Regions from separate parts of the Homo sapiens genome. Here all the other regions are linked to region 4. Evidence: chromatin contacts called from ENCODE Hi-C or POLR2A ChIA-PET data. All regions are on one chromosome and are shown on one strand. The core of a region is the stretch at or near the end of the contact, and the rest is flanking DNA. Distances in the headings are between cores, read along the strand shown.

The links. Hi-C counts contacts between places; a loop is a spot of excess contacts on that map. ChIA-PET counts read pairs that join two places held with the same protein, here RNA polymerase II (POLR2A). Pooled maps may share reads with other maps.
Region 1: a map of CD8-positive, alpha-beta T cell shows a loop between it and region 4 (9-fold over the local background). The contact joins the promoter of PACSIN2 here to the promoter of NDUFA6 in region 4. A Hi-C loop is called at or near these places in 1 of 168 maps with a recorded cell type or tissue (CD8-positive, alpha-beta T cell) and 7 of 50 pooled maps. POLR2A ChIA-PET finds 5 or more read pairs at or near these places in 2 of 52 experiments (HEK293 and activated B cell).
Region 2: a pooled map shows a loop between it and region 4 (6-fold over the local background). The contact joins the promoter of TOB2 here to the promoter of NDUFA6 in region 4. A Hi-C loop is called at or near these places in 1 of 37 single-sample maps with no recorded cell type and 8 of 50 pooled maps. POLR2A ChIA-PET finds 5 or more read pairs at or near these places in 2 of 52 experiments (MCF 10A and naive thymus-derived CD8-positive, alpha-beta T cell).
Region 3: a loop to region 4 is called in a map of naive thymus-derived CD4-positive, alpha-beta T cell, with 8 times the contacts of the local background. The contact joins the promoter of ARFGAP3 here to the promoter of NDUFA6 in region 4. A Hi-C loop is called at or near these places in 1 of 168 maps with a recorded cell type or tissue (naive thymus-derived CD4-positive, alpha-beta T cell), 2 of 37 single-sample maps with no recorded cell type and 5 of 50 pooled maps. POLR2A ChIA-PET finds 5 or more read pairs at or near these places in 1 of 52 experiments (A673).

What each region holds. Positions count from the first base shown.
Region 1 is chr22:43,013,672-43,016,958 of GRCh38, forward strand. It overlaps PACSIN2 (protein kinase C and casein kinase substrate in neurons 2), which reads right to left and starts at 1,478. Exons shown (of 11, transcript NM_001184970.3): 1 at 1,350-1,478. RefSeq lists enhancers at 1,080-1,783, 1,766-1,965 and silencers at 1,206-1,275, 1,396-1,445, 1,456-1,645.
Region 2 is chr22:41,444,925-41,448,120 of GRCh38, forward strand. It overlaps TOB2 (transducer of ERBB2, 2), which reads right to left and starts at 1,877. Exons shown (of 2, transcript NM_016272.4): 1 at 1,455-1,877. LOC105373043 (a long non-coding RNA gene) reads left to right here and starts at 2,021. Exons shown (of 2, transcript XR_938274.2): 1 at 2,021-3,108; 2 at 3,195-3,196. RefSeq lists enhancers at 1,647-2,342, 2,089-2,338, 2,343-3,038 and a silencer at 2,909-3,008.
Region 3 is chr22:42,855,712-42,858,723 of GRCh38, forward strand. ARFGAP3 (ARF GTPase activating protein 3) reads right to left here and starts at 1,562. Exons shown (of 16, transcript NM_014570.5): 1 at 1,403-1,562. The coding sequence starts at 1,471. RefSeq lists an enhancer at 721-1,565 and a silencer at 1,088-1,837.
Region 4 is chr22:42,089,413-42,092,373 of GRCh38, forward strand. It overlaps NDUFA6 (NADH:ubiquinone oxidoreductase subunit A6), which reads right to left and starts at 1,360. Exons shown (of 3, transcript NM_002490.6): 1 at 1,194-1,360. The coding sequence starts at 1,332. NDUFA6-DT (NDUFA6 divergent transcript) reads left to right here and starts at 1,521. Exons shown (of 5, transcript NR_034118.2): 1 at 1,521-1,769; 2 at 1,885-2,188; 3 at 2,707-2,820.

The DNA of each region.
Region 1 (3,287 bases), core at 228-2,727, 920 kb after region 4:
CGGGAATAACCGCAGAGGAAGGCACCGAAAAGGAGGGAAGGAAGAAGGTGTGAGCTCACCATCTGCAGCTGAGGTTCAAACTCTTTGAGCTGGTTTCCTGATTTTCATCAAGACAGCCAGGCAGTATTTGGTAAACAGTGTACCAAGTAGCCCTGGAGACTCTGAGCAGCCTACCCCCTTAACCACAAAAACACCGGACAGGCGGAGGGAAAAAGAGAAGACAGGATCCAGGAATGGTGCACACACCCAGCCAAAGGCCACCTTCCCTCAGGCACCCAAGCCAAGAGTGGCATCCCCAGGTCCTGTTATACGTCAAAGGCTGCAGCCGTGTGGGCCCCAAAGCAATAGCACAGCTTGCTCCCCTGACCAACCAACTCCTTCTGAAAAGAAAATCGACCTTCTCTGATGGAGCCGAAACCCAATGAATCAATGAAATTCAACAGCAGCAGCAATCACTACCTCTCCAATTGCGGACCTCTCAGGATGCCTGGCCAGGCTTGAAAGCCCTAGAGGAGTAAGGAGTTCGGATTTCTGATTCAGTGAGTCTGGGGAAACTCTGAGGAGGGTCACAAGGGCAAACCTCCCCGGCCTCTCCTGCTTGGCCCCAGCCCTAGGACGTGCTGCGGTAAGGGCTTTGCTCCCCCCGCCCTACACACACACACACACACACACACACACACAGACACACACACACCACCCCCCCCCCCCCGGGACACGGAGGGTGGGAAGGAAGGAAATGGAGGCCGCTCATCAAAGCGCCCGAAATCAGCGCACCCGCGTGTGTCCTGCGTCGCCCCCCAGGCCACCCCAGGACTAAGCCCTGCCCTCTCACCGGCGCGTCCCAGCCACGCCTTCCCTCCAGCGTTGCTCCGGCACCCTCGCCTAACCTCTGCACGTCTCGGATTCCCAGCTTTCTCCTAAATCGCGTCCCTCCAAAAGTCGCCCCAGCTCCCCCTTCTGCAGCTGTCTACACCTCCCCCACTCATTAGCAGCTCTTAACCCCCGACGGCCCTGCTCCTGCACTTCCCTCTCCAGCAGGCCCCGGACCCCGGAAAACTGCCCCGCTCCCACAGCGCCGCCCCCATGGGCCCCCGCCCCTTCCCCGAGCCGACCCCACTCGCCCTCGTCCTCCCCAAGATGTCTTCTCCAGGCGCCCCCCGGGGCCCCGAGCACTCGCCCCCTCCCACAGAGACAGGAAGTTCCGCGCGGCCCGACCCGCTTCCCTCAGGGCGCGGAGCTCGGCGCGGCGGCCCTGACGGGGCGCGGGCCCGGCCGCGGACCAGCGCCCCCGCGTCCCGCCCGCGGCGCCCCAACCGTCGCGGCGACCCCTGACCTCGGCGGCCACTCACCTCCCAATCCGTCGCACACTCCGTTCAGGCTGCCACGGCGTCTCCAGACCCAGCTCCGGCCGGGCTCCCGCTACCGCTTTTGCTCCGGCAGCACTGCCCAGCCCTGCCCAGACCCCTGCGGCCGCTTCTGCCGCCAGCCGCGACCGCACCGCCCCCGCCGCTCCCGCTGGGCTCTGTCCATTGGCTACCGGACACCGAGCCCCGCCCCACAGCCTCCCCGGCGCCCCCGATTGGGCCAGATGAGTAGAGAGGCGGCTCACCCCGCGTGAGGACGAGGGAAAGCCCCAGGACGCGCATTGGTGACTTCTCCTGTCAATCAAACGGGGAGTGCCTATTTAATGGGCTGCGAGGGTGGCGCAGATTACTCTCCCAAAGCCGCTCGCTGGTGGTGGTCCTTGAGACGCGCTTCCCGGGGCTGGAGTTTTGCGGTTTCGTCGGCATCCAGGGGTAAGAGGGCGCGGCAGGGCAGCACCGCACCTGACCGGAAGTTCAGGGAAGGTAATCCTACAGTCTTTCAGAAAGTTTCCTCTCCCAAGGGACTCAAAGAAGCTAATGTCGTTAGGAGCTCCTCCGACTTGCGCCAAAAGCGTCATTCCACGTGGACCCGCTTAGTTTAAACGGGGGGTTGGGGGGGCGTATGTTGCTGCTCTCTCTAATAAAATATATTTGGATGGCAAGGCACCAGGCAATGCACACGCATTCTTTCCAATTCTCACAATCACCTTGCATGATAGGGTATTAGCCCCGTTCTGCAGAGGGAAATACTCTTGAAGGAAAATGGAGAGCACTTCCTGAGCACTGTCCTACGCGCTGTCCAAGCACTGCTTCATGTCATCCAGGTGGAGAGGATGGTGAGAGGAACCCCAGGTGAGGGGTGAGCCAGGTAACTTGCTGGGGGTGATGTGGAGTAAAGAGAGTAAATGGCAGAGCCAGGATTAGAAACCCAGGTCAGCCCAACCCTTGAGAATAATAATGATGACTGTGTAGCACTATGGGAAAATGCTTAAACTAAAACGTTAAAAGAAAAAGCCAGATAGAGCCAGGCATGGTGACATGCACCTGGAATCCCAGCTTCTTGGGACGCCGAGGCAGGAGAATCGCTTCAGCCCAGGAGTTTGAGGCCAACCTGGGCCACATAGCAAGACCCAGTTCTCTAAAAAGTAAAATAAAAGAAAATAATAATAAAAGAAAAAGCTAGATACAAAATGGTAGAAACTGTAGAATTGCTGCTACATATAGATAGGTATGAGAAAAGAGTCCACAAAGAAATCTAGTGGTTGTTTACTTTCTAGACTGCTCTGTGGCATTGTCCTTATGACAATAATTGAGAAAGAAACAAAAGAACCGGCTAGGCACGGTGGCTCACGCCTGGAATCCCAGTACTCTGGGAGGCCGAGGCGGGCAGATCACAAGGTCAGGAGTTTGAGACCAGCCTGGCCAACACAGTGAAAGCCTGTCTCTGCTAAAAATACAAAAAATTAGCTGGGTGTGGTGGCATGCACCTGTAATCCCAGCTACTTGGGAGTCTGAGGCAGGAGAATCACTTGAACCTGGGAGGCGGAGGTTGCAGTGAGCCAAGATCACGCCACTGTACTCCAGCCCTGGCGACAGTGCGAGACTCCATCTCAAAAAAAAAAAAAAAAAACCAACACACAGTGCCAGGACAAACCACTGCCAAGAAGTCTCTCCTCATTCTCCAGGACTGAGCCAACAGGGACCTCTTTGCCACCCACAATACCTGTGGACCATTTGTATAGATAGAACTCAGCCATCAGCTCTCAGCACTTTCATATCTGGGTAAGTTCCGCTTACATCGCAATTCCATGCCCTATAAAAATATAGAGCCTTGTCGGGCGCTGTGGCTCACGCCTGTAATCCTAGCACTTTGGGAGGCCGAGACGGGCGGATCACGAGGTCAGGAGATCAAGACCATCCTGG
Region 2 (3,196 bases), core at 627-3,126, 640 kb before region 4:
TGGGGTTGCTGGATGGACGGTGGATTCAAAGGGAAACGGATCTTTTTCACTTAATGCCTAGCGGACTCGGCTCCAGCACCCCAAACAGCCAGGAAAGGAAAGGCAGGAATCAAACCCAGTTCTCCCGTCCTCTCGGCCAAAGAAATTTCCAGTCAAGCTGTGGGGAGGCGCCAGGCCAAGGCCAGCAGGGCCCAAGCCTCACCCCATTTCTAATCGAAGACTGAGTAACCAGATCCGGGAGAGGGAAATAGGAAAAGGTTCCCAGGCAGAGAAGAAAAAAACTGTACACCTGACACCTGAGCATCTTCTCATACTAAAATTCTGTGTGTCTCCTCCCATTGCAAGGTCTGCTTTACGACCAGACTTACCAGATCCTCGGCAAGCTCCCCCGCTGGGTGTTAAACCTCCTTAATCCTTCCTCCCACACAAGCTTCTTTCCCCCTATGCTTCACGGAGGGATGGGGGTAGAAGCCCAAGAAAGCAATAGGATTGTTTTTCTGCCGGAAAATCAGAGATGAAGGACCCATTCCCAGGGTACGGTGGGTAAGAAGGAGAAAAAGACCGTTTAGATACGGAGTAGCACCAGAGACTGGCCTCCACCCGTCCCCAAGCTGAAGCTTGCTGTGCGGGGTTCTGGTTTCTCCTGGGGGAGGGAGAGGGCCTGCCGGCTGTGCCTCCTCTCTGCACCCTCCTTCCCCTCCCAGATTTCTGGTGGTCAAGGGCACAGTTCATCCTCCGGACAGGAGGGGAAGGAGTTTGGGGGTAGGGCCCCACCTCGCAGGCACCTTACCAAGATAAGCAGAATCCACTCACTGGCACTGCTCTAAGGGTACTTTTTTCTGCCCAATTTTCCATTAAAACACTTAAGAGTATAAAGAGCTCAGCCGAAACGGTGAACTCTGGCTCAGTGGCCCAAGGACAATCTCCACTGACCTGTCCCGTCGCCAAAGGGGGTGTCCACCCTCCACCCTTCAGGCTCCACAGAGCCAGAAATAGAGTCTATTAACAATTACCACCCCCCTTCCCTGCACACGGGAAAAGAAGCAGAAAAACAAGGCCTGGATCCCCTTCCTTCCTCGGATTTATTTAACGGTGGGGGGAGTTATGTTTCTTTGGAGAACAAGGAAGATCTAGCGAGTAGCTAGGATATAAAGAACCGGGGGAGGCGGGGAAGGGAGGAAATGCACCCCACCCAGGAGAGGGCCACTCTTGGAACTGGGAGAAAAAGGAGCTCTTGGGCACCCCAGGAGCACAGATGGCGTGAGAAGAGGAGCTGGGGAAAGTGGGGTCTGGAGGGAAGCTGGATGGGGAAAGAAAATGCTGGCCAGGCGGGGAGGGAGCGGCAGCAACGTGGAGAGTCCAGCAAAGCGGGAGTGGGGCGGGGTGGAAGAGGTAGTCCGGCCGGCTGGGTCTCGGGGCGGGCCCCCCGCCCGCACGCCCCCCAACTCACTCACTCGGGTCTCCGCGGCGGCGGGGCGCTCTACCGGCCGCGGGGCGGCTTCTCCCTCCAGGGTGGCCTGAGCGCGGGGCGGAGGTCGCTCTCCTTTCCTTCCCGGGCGTCGCCGGGCCAGGGGACCGAAGTCCTTTTCGTCGTTGAGGGTTGGGGGACGAAGCAGGGGGCTATGGACTATGACTCTCAATAATTTCTTTCAGCTCTTAGGAGGTCGGGCTCGGCAGCGGGGGGCCCGAGGGCGGGCGGGCGGACTAGCGGCGACGACGCGGGGATGGCGGATCGGAGGGTGGTTCGTGTCGCGCAACGGCAGACGGTATGGGCTGTCGCCGGCAGACGGTCCTGCCCTCCTGGCCCCGCGTCGCCCGAGCCACGGCTTGCCTCAGCCAACAACCCGCACCTTCCCGCGCCCCGGCCCGAAGTGAGCAAAGTCAATGAAAAGTTTCACCCTTAGCAACCCTGCGCACGGATCCGGCTTCCCCACCCCTGCGTGATGCGTCCCTCCGCCCTGCAGGGGCGGGGCCAGGGCCCGGCCGGGACTACTTCCCAGCCAGCCCCGCGCCTCAGCTCGCTGGTATCTCGCGGAGCAGCTCCTGTGCCCTTCTGTGCTCGCCGGTCGTGCGTCCGGCTCCCCGTCTTCCCCTCCCTGTCACAGCGCCGCGCCGCACTCCTTTCCTTCATTCCCATACCACTCTGAACTTGTGCGCGTCGTGTGAGGTGTTCTCCCAGGGGCGCTCCGTGAGGGCCGGGGACCACCTGGGGCCGGGTTGCTCACGAGCCGGGCACAGTGCACTCTCCCTTTAGTTGTGTTTGGGGGACGAGTATCGCGGGGGAGGGGAGGGAGTCACCATGCCCGCCGGAAACCCCCCGCTGAGTCGTCCGCCCTGCACCTGCCTCGGAGCCCATGGTTCGGACGTTTGCCCGAGCCGTTTCCCGGGGCCTTCCCTCCAGCTCCGAGCGTCTGGCCGTGTCCGCGGCGATAGCATCGCCCCGTTACGGCCTCTGCGGGAGGGGGAACTGAGGGGACGACGCGGGCTCTGGAAACATTTCGGACCCGTTTCGGGCAGGCATGAGTCTTCCGAGCGCCTTGTGATTCCTCGGGGGGCTCAACGTCGAAAGAAAGGCGAGGGAGACTCTGGGGCCTGGGCCACGCTGTGCGGGAGTAAGAGGAGCCGAGGACGAGGCTGACGGCCGTGAAACTAGCCGAGTGCCACAAAGGACCTTCCCCTCACCGCCTCTGGCGCTCCTTTCCTTGCAGCCTGGAGGGCCGGCTCTGGCTCTGCGCAGGCGCGCGGGCGCAGCCCCTCTCCCAACTCTTGTTTGCTCTTTCTGGCCAGCGACCCCAGTGTGGGGCACGCGGGAGAGCCCCACATTTCTTCTAGTCGCAGTCCCGCCGGCGTGGGGTGGCCCCTGACCGTGCAACGGGCGCAAGGCTCGCACCCACTACGGCCCCTCGGGCGGCGGAGCGAGGCTCCGCGAACCCGGGACTGGGCGCGCCAGGCCCGCGCGCTGAGGCCCCCTCCCCCGGCTCTGGCCACGCGGGCTGCTCTGCCTCTGTGAGTGTGCGGGACACAGAGCCAGGGGGAGGGAGGGCCGTGTTCTGCGGTCACAGGCAGACAGGAGTGCCGGAAGATGCAGTCTGGAGCCCCCGGGGGACTGTGAGTGAGGTCTTCTCCCCGGTCCCTCCTTAGATCTCCCATTTCCCAGTTCTCCCCTCCCGCCCACACCTTTTTTGTCATTCCAGAC
Region 3 (3,012 bases), core at 312-2,811, 770 kb after region 4:
AAAAAAAAGAACATTAAGGCCAGCATGGTGGCTCATGCCTGTAATCCTAGCACTCTGGGAGGCCAAGGCAGGAGGAGGCAGGAGGACTGCTTGAGCCCAGGAATTTGACACCAGCACGGGCAACATAGCAAGACCCTGTCTCTACAAAAATTAATTAATTAATTAATTAATAATAACAATTAGCTGGGCGTGGTGGTACAGCCCTGTGGTGTCAGCCTCATCAGGAGGCTGGGAAGGAAGGATGGCTTGGGCTGGGTAGGTCAAGGCTGCAGTGAGCTAGGATCAAGGCACTACACTTCAGCCTGGGTGACGGGGTGAGACCCTGTCTCTAAAAAAATAAATAAATAAAAATGTGAAAATCAAGAGAACAGTAAAGAAACGGGCACTGGAGAATTCCTGGAGCCTTTCTCTTAACTTTCCCACATCCATCAGACATCACCTCCAATAAACTGTTTCCTTCCTCACCTAGGCTGGAAAAAATATGGGCTCCCCTGTACCATCAAGACTTAAAACCAACAGAAACACCTATTTTGTAACACTCGGGAACTTTCTATGCCAGCATATCGAGGTTCAATAACAGCTGTTCCCTTCGGGAAGTGACAGTGGGAACCAGACAACACTCGTGTCACAGGAGGGGCGGGGAGAGCCCACGCTGACGCGACAGCCCTTTGCACTCTCCAAGTCCCTCTCCGACCCGACGTGTCACCTTAGCCCCCTGCGTCACCCCAACGCCTCCAGCCAGCTGCGCAAAGCTGTAAAAGTTCCAGGGAGAGAACAGCCTCTGGAGACAAAAAAAAAAAGGAAACCTCCATCTCCAAAGAGAACCGAGGAGAGGGAGGAGGCTGTGGTGAGCCTCCCTGGCCAAAGCGACAAAAGCTGGAAGCCAAAGCGTAGACTACTCGGCAACTTTATCAGAAGAGAAACTGAGGCAGGCACCGCAAGGCCCGAGGAGCCAAGCCGGCTCCAACAGGCGGGGTCGAGCTCCAGGGTGGCGCTGGGGGAGCCGCGCTTTCCCCGCATCCGGCGCCAGCAGCCGGGGTTTCCGAGCCGGGAGCTCCCTCCTCGCAGCGCCCCCGAGGATGCCCCCGCCCCCGCCTCCGCTCAGAGCCGCCGGTGCTCGCCCCCCGCCCCAAGAGCTCGCCGGGGGGTGTGCCCGCGCCGCCGCCCCCGGGAACGCTCCCCGGCTCGCGTGAGGACCCCCGCGCTGCGGCCTCCCGCCCGGGCCTCTCAGCTGCCCGGCCCCGCCCGCCCCGGCCCGGCCAGGCTGCCGCGGCCCCACAGTGCGACGTGTCACAGGCCGCGCCGGCCCCGCCTCCCAAGCCACGGGCACTGGCGCCCGCGGGGCCTCCCGCCGGTTCCCGCAGGGATGCCAGGCAGGCCCGCACTCGCCCGCGGCCGCTACCTTGTTAGTGGGCACCGAGCGGAGGCGCTTGAAGATGGTCAAGATGTCCTGCTTGCTGGGGTCCCCCATCGTCAGCTGTGAGCCGCGGCGCAGCTGGCCCAGCCAACCGGTAAGAGTCGACGAAAAGCGGCTACCGCCTCAGCAGGAGCGACGAGGCCGCGGGGGCGGGGCTGCGCGTAACGGTCAGGCTCCGCCCCAATCCCCGCCCACGACCGGGCCCGTCCACCGCCGGGGCGCAGGCGCCGCTCGCTTTCCCTCCCCGCCCTCGCTTCAGCCGCGCCGCTGGCCCGACCCCAGGCGCTGCACGCGCGTGCGCAGGAGGCTCGCGCGCCATTTGCGGCGCGGCTCCACGCCCTTAGCGCTGGGCGAAGCCGGGCCCGGGTGTGGCTGCCTGCCACGCGCGCTGCCATAGGATCCACCAACGTTTCGCCTGGTCGATCGCCATTTCGCCTAACGGGCTGCTTCCATGGAAAGGTCAGAGGCAGGGGAAGGGGCGCACGCGCCCTCCTTCGGCACGAGACGGACGGAGGGCCCGTGCCTTGACGCCGGACCTTAGCTGGTGGCCTTCCCTTTTTTTTTTTTTTTTTTTGAGACGGAGCCTCGCTCTGTCCCCCAGGCTGGAGTGTAATGGCGCGATTGCGGCTCCTTGCAACCTCCCTGGTTCAAGCGATTCTCCTGCCTCAGCCTCCCGAGTAGGTGGGATTACAGGCGTACATCACCACGCCCGGCTAATTTTTGTATTTTTAGTAGAGACCAGGGTTTCACCATGTTGCCCAGGCTGGTCTCGAACTCCTGACTTCAGGTGATCCACCCACTTCGGCCTTCCAAATTGCTGGGATTACAGACGTGAGCCGCCGCGCCCGACTCTTTTTAATTCTTGCCCTCAGCTCACGCCAGGCCCTGGGTGGAAAGCTTTCTTTGCCCGGAAACTGGCTTTCTGAAACCAAGGGCTTTTGTGTCACGTTCATGGAGAGATGGCAGTGCGGGTTGAGGCAGAAGTGCTCAGTCAGAACTGATGAGTCCAGATGAGAAGCTTGACTTTTAACCCCGGCCCTCGGGGCTGCACCCTACCCTCTGGGAAACAATTCCAGCCAGAAGAGTTTACACTCAGCAGAAGGTGCCTCTGTCACCACAATGGGTGTGGAGCCACTGGAAAGAGGTTGGGTGATAGTGAGGAAGGACAGCAGGTTTTGGCATCAAAGGCACTACCTTGGCCTCAATCCCAGTTCAGCCAGCTGCTTCCTAGCTCTGTGGCCTTGGTCAAGACACTTACCTTCTCTAAAGCATGGTTTATTTGCAGTCTCAGGGGCTCATGCCTGTGATCCCAGCACTTTGGGAGGCTGAGGCGGGAGGATCACTTGAGCTCAGGAGTTCAAGACCAGACTGGATAATATGGTGAAACCCCGTCTCTATAAAAAAATGCAAAAATTAGCCGGGCATGCTGGCATGGGCCTGTAGTCCTAGCTACTTGGGAGGCTGAGGTGGGAGGATCGCTTTAGTCCAGGAGGTCGAGGCTGCAGTGAGCCAAGATCGCACCACTGCACTCCAGCATGGGCGACAGACCAAGACCCTGTCTCAAAAAGTAAAATAAAATAAACCATGGTTTATTC
Region 4 (2,961 bases), core at 110-2,609:
TTTGCAGTCCCTGAACCAGCAGATCACTCAAGTTTCTCCTTCTCTAGTATCGCGTGGGTTTAAGTTCTGGTCAGTAGCAATTTTTCCAAAAGTCAGCTTGAAGACAGGGACTCTGTGGAGCAGACACAGTTCTCATATGTCAAAGAACCGGGTTCTGCTTGGAAGCTGCTGCTAAGGAAAGCCCTATAAATAACAAAAATAACAACAAAAACAACGGCAGCAGCTAATATTTAATGAGTTAAATATGCATCAAGTCCTGTTCTAAGCACTCTAGATATTTTAACTTAATACAGTAACCTTCTGAAGAAGGAATTATTATTCCCATTTTAAAGATGAAGAAACTGAGGAATAGATGAAATAACTGGCCCAAGGTCACACAGCTAGTTGAGGGCAGCGCCTGAAGAAAAGTCCGTGCTCCTAACCACCACATTCTACCGCCTTTTCACACACACAAGCAGGGACTCGACAGCCCTGAGGAGTGGCACCGTGCTCCAGCTCACTCAAAAACACCTCTTTCTCGCACTTTGGGAGGCCGAGACGGGCGGATCACGAGGTCAGGAGATCGAGACCATTCTGGCTAACACGGTGAAATCCCGTCTCTACTAAAAATACAAAAAAAAATGGCCGGCGTGGTGGCGGGCGCCTGTAATCCCAGCTATTCGGGAGGCTGAGGCTGAGGCAGGAGAATGACGTGAATCCGGGAGGCGGAGCTTGCAGTGAGCCGAGATCGCACCACTGCACTCCAGCCTGAGCGACACAGCGAGACTCTGTCACAAACAAAAAAATCCAACGGGCATCTATAATTACACTCTGCAACTCTAGACTTTGGGTTCTGGGTACAACAGTGGCTCGGCCTGGGCCCTGGGCACATCACTTCACCTCTCGGTGCCTCCGCTGCCTCACCCACAAAGTGAGTGTGTCACTGACAGTCATCGTCCTCCCGCCAATTGCGAAGGACAAAAGAGACCAAAGCTCCGATAGCACGTACGAATGCTAGGCACGGCCGGTCTGACCACCGCGCCGCCGCCAGGTCCGGCCCATGGTAGGCTCGGGTGACCCTCTTCCCCTGAAGCACCCGCAGTCGCCTCTGCCCAAGTTGGTGACCTCAGCTGGGCCCATGAGAAACCCCGGCCGGGCCGGCTACGACCTTGAGCGGCGGCCTCCGGGTCCCCACGTAAGCCGCTACCTCTCACCAGTGTTCGGCACCTCCCGATACCAGGCGCGGTAGAGCTCGCGCACCCTCCGCTTGGCCTCGTTCATGTCCCGACTGAAAATGGGCTTCACGAAGGTGCTGGCGGTAGAAGTAGCTTGGCGGACGCCGCTCCCCGCCATCTTGCCAAAGCATCCACTCCACAACCCCACCCCTTTGCAAGCAGCGCGTGCGGACCGCGGGCGAATGTCTTTTCCCATTGGCTAAGGAGGAACGCCCCGCCTGTATGCTGGGTGGGCGGGAGGATGACTCTGAGGCTCTCGGATTGGCTGGGAAGCCTCTCTCTGGCTGAGCGAACGGTGGGTGCTGCGCATGCTCATCTACAGAAACGCCGCTTGGCCTTTGGACTACACCATCTGTCGCTCGCTCTAACGAGCCGGCGTTGCCGCCAGGGGACGCTCGGGCCGCAGGAGGTCGCTGGGTCGTGAGCTGGCGCCGGGGACGCCGAGCGACTGCGGGGTTTCCCTCAGCGTCCTGCTATCCGGCTGCCCGCCGCGCTCCTTGGTAGTGTCCGTGGGCGCGCAGGCCTTGAAGAACCTCCTCGTGGCGGGACCCCGAGGTAACTGCTGAGGCAGATAATGGCGCCTGGGCTGCGGTGGGGCTTGTCCTGCCGCCTGGCGGCTTTCTGCAGGGCCAGGATATACTTACTTTTCTGTAAACCAACTCTTCCTTAGCGCAGGAGAGGTGTCAAAGAGCTGGCGCGTCTCCAGAGCCCCGGGAGGAAGGCTGTAACGGCAGCCCCATCGTAGACAGGGACATTCGCATCCCGAGCCCTGGATCTCTGAAAACCAGCCCAGAATTTGGAAGCTGGAAGGAACTTTAGATCGTCCATTCTGAGTGTCTCTCTTCGCTGGCGTTTTCCCACTGAGGTTATGTAAACATGAAGAGGAGCCTACAAGTGTCAAGGAAAAAACGACAGCTAACCACAGGGCAGGCCATGGGCAAGATATCTCAGTGTTCTCCGCTCTCATAGGTCAGGTAGGTACCTCAGCATCCCCATTTTACAGGTGAGGAAACTGAGATGGCCCAGAGTCTAGGTCACCTGACAGATCGCCCCCACCTGCCTGACTGCTGCCTAAGAGGCTCCGTCTTTTTCTGAAGGTGTAGTTGACAGGAGCCTGTGAGTATTGGGGAAGGGCCAGGGGCCGGGGCTGAGCATCTACTCCAAACTTTCCCATTTCGAAGGGTTAAAAAACCAGATATACTTTTTTTCTTCCTTATTATCTTCTAAAATGTATATATATATTCAAGTGAGCTATACAAAAGAAAGCACGTAACATATATAAATTATAAAGCATAATAATAAAATGGAAGCTTTTGAACCTCAGTACTGACTTAAGAAGTTGTAACACAGTTAAGGTTTGTATAAAGTGTCCTTAGATGTCCTTAGTAGCCACTGTTCTCTAGTTCTCTAGGTACATTAACTTGGCTAGGCTTCACAACACACCAGTGAGATTGTGTTGATATACCCTTTTTTTTTTTTTTTTTTGAGACAGAGTGAGACTCACCTAGGCTGGACTGCAATGGTGCAATCTCGGCTCACTGCAACCTCCGCCTCTCATGTTCAAGCCATTCTCCTGCCTCAGCTTTCCGAATCGCTGGGATTACAGGTGCGCACCACCATGCATGGCTAATGCTTGTATTTTAGTAGAGACGGGGTTTTGCTATGTTGGCCAGGCTGGTCTCAAACTCCTGACTTCAGGTGATCCACCCACCTCAGCCTCCCAAAGTGCTGGGATTACAGGTGTGAG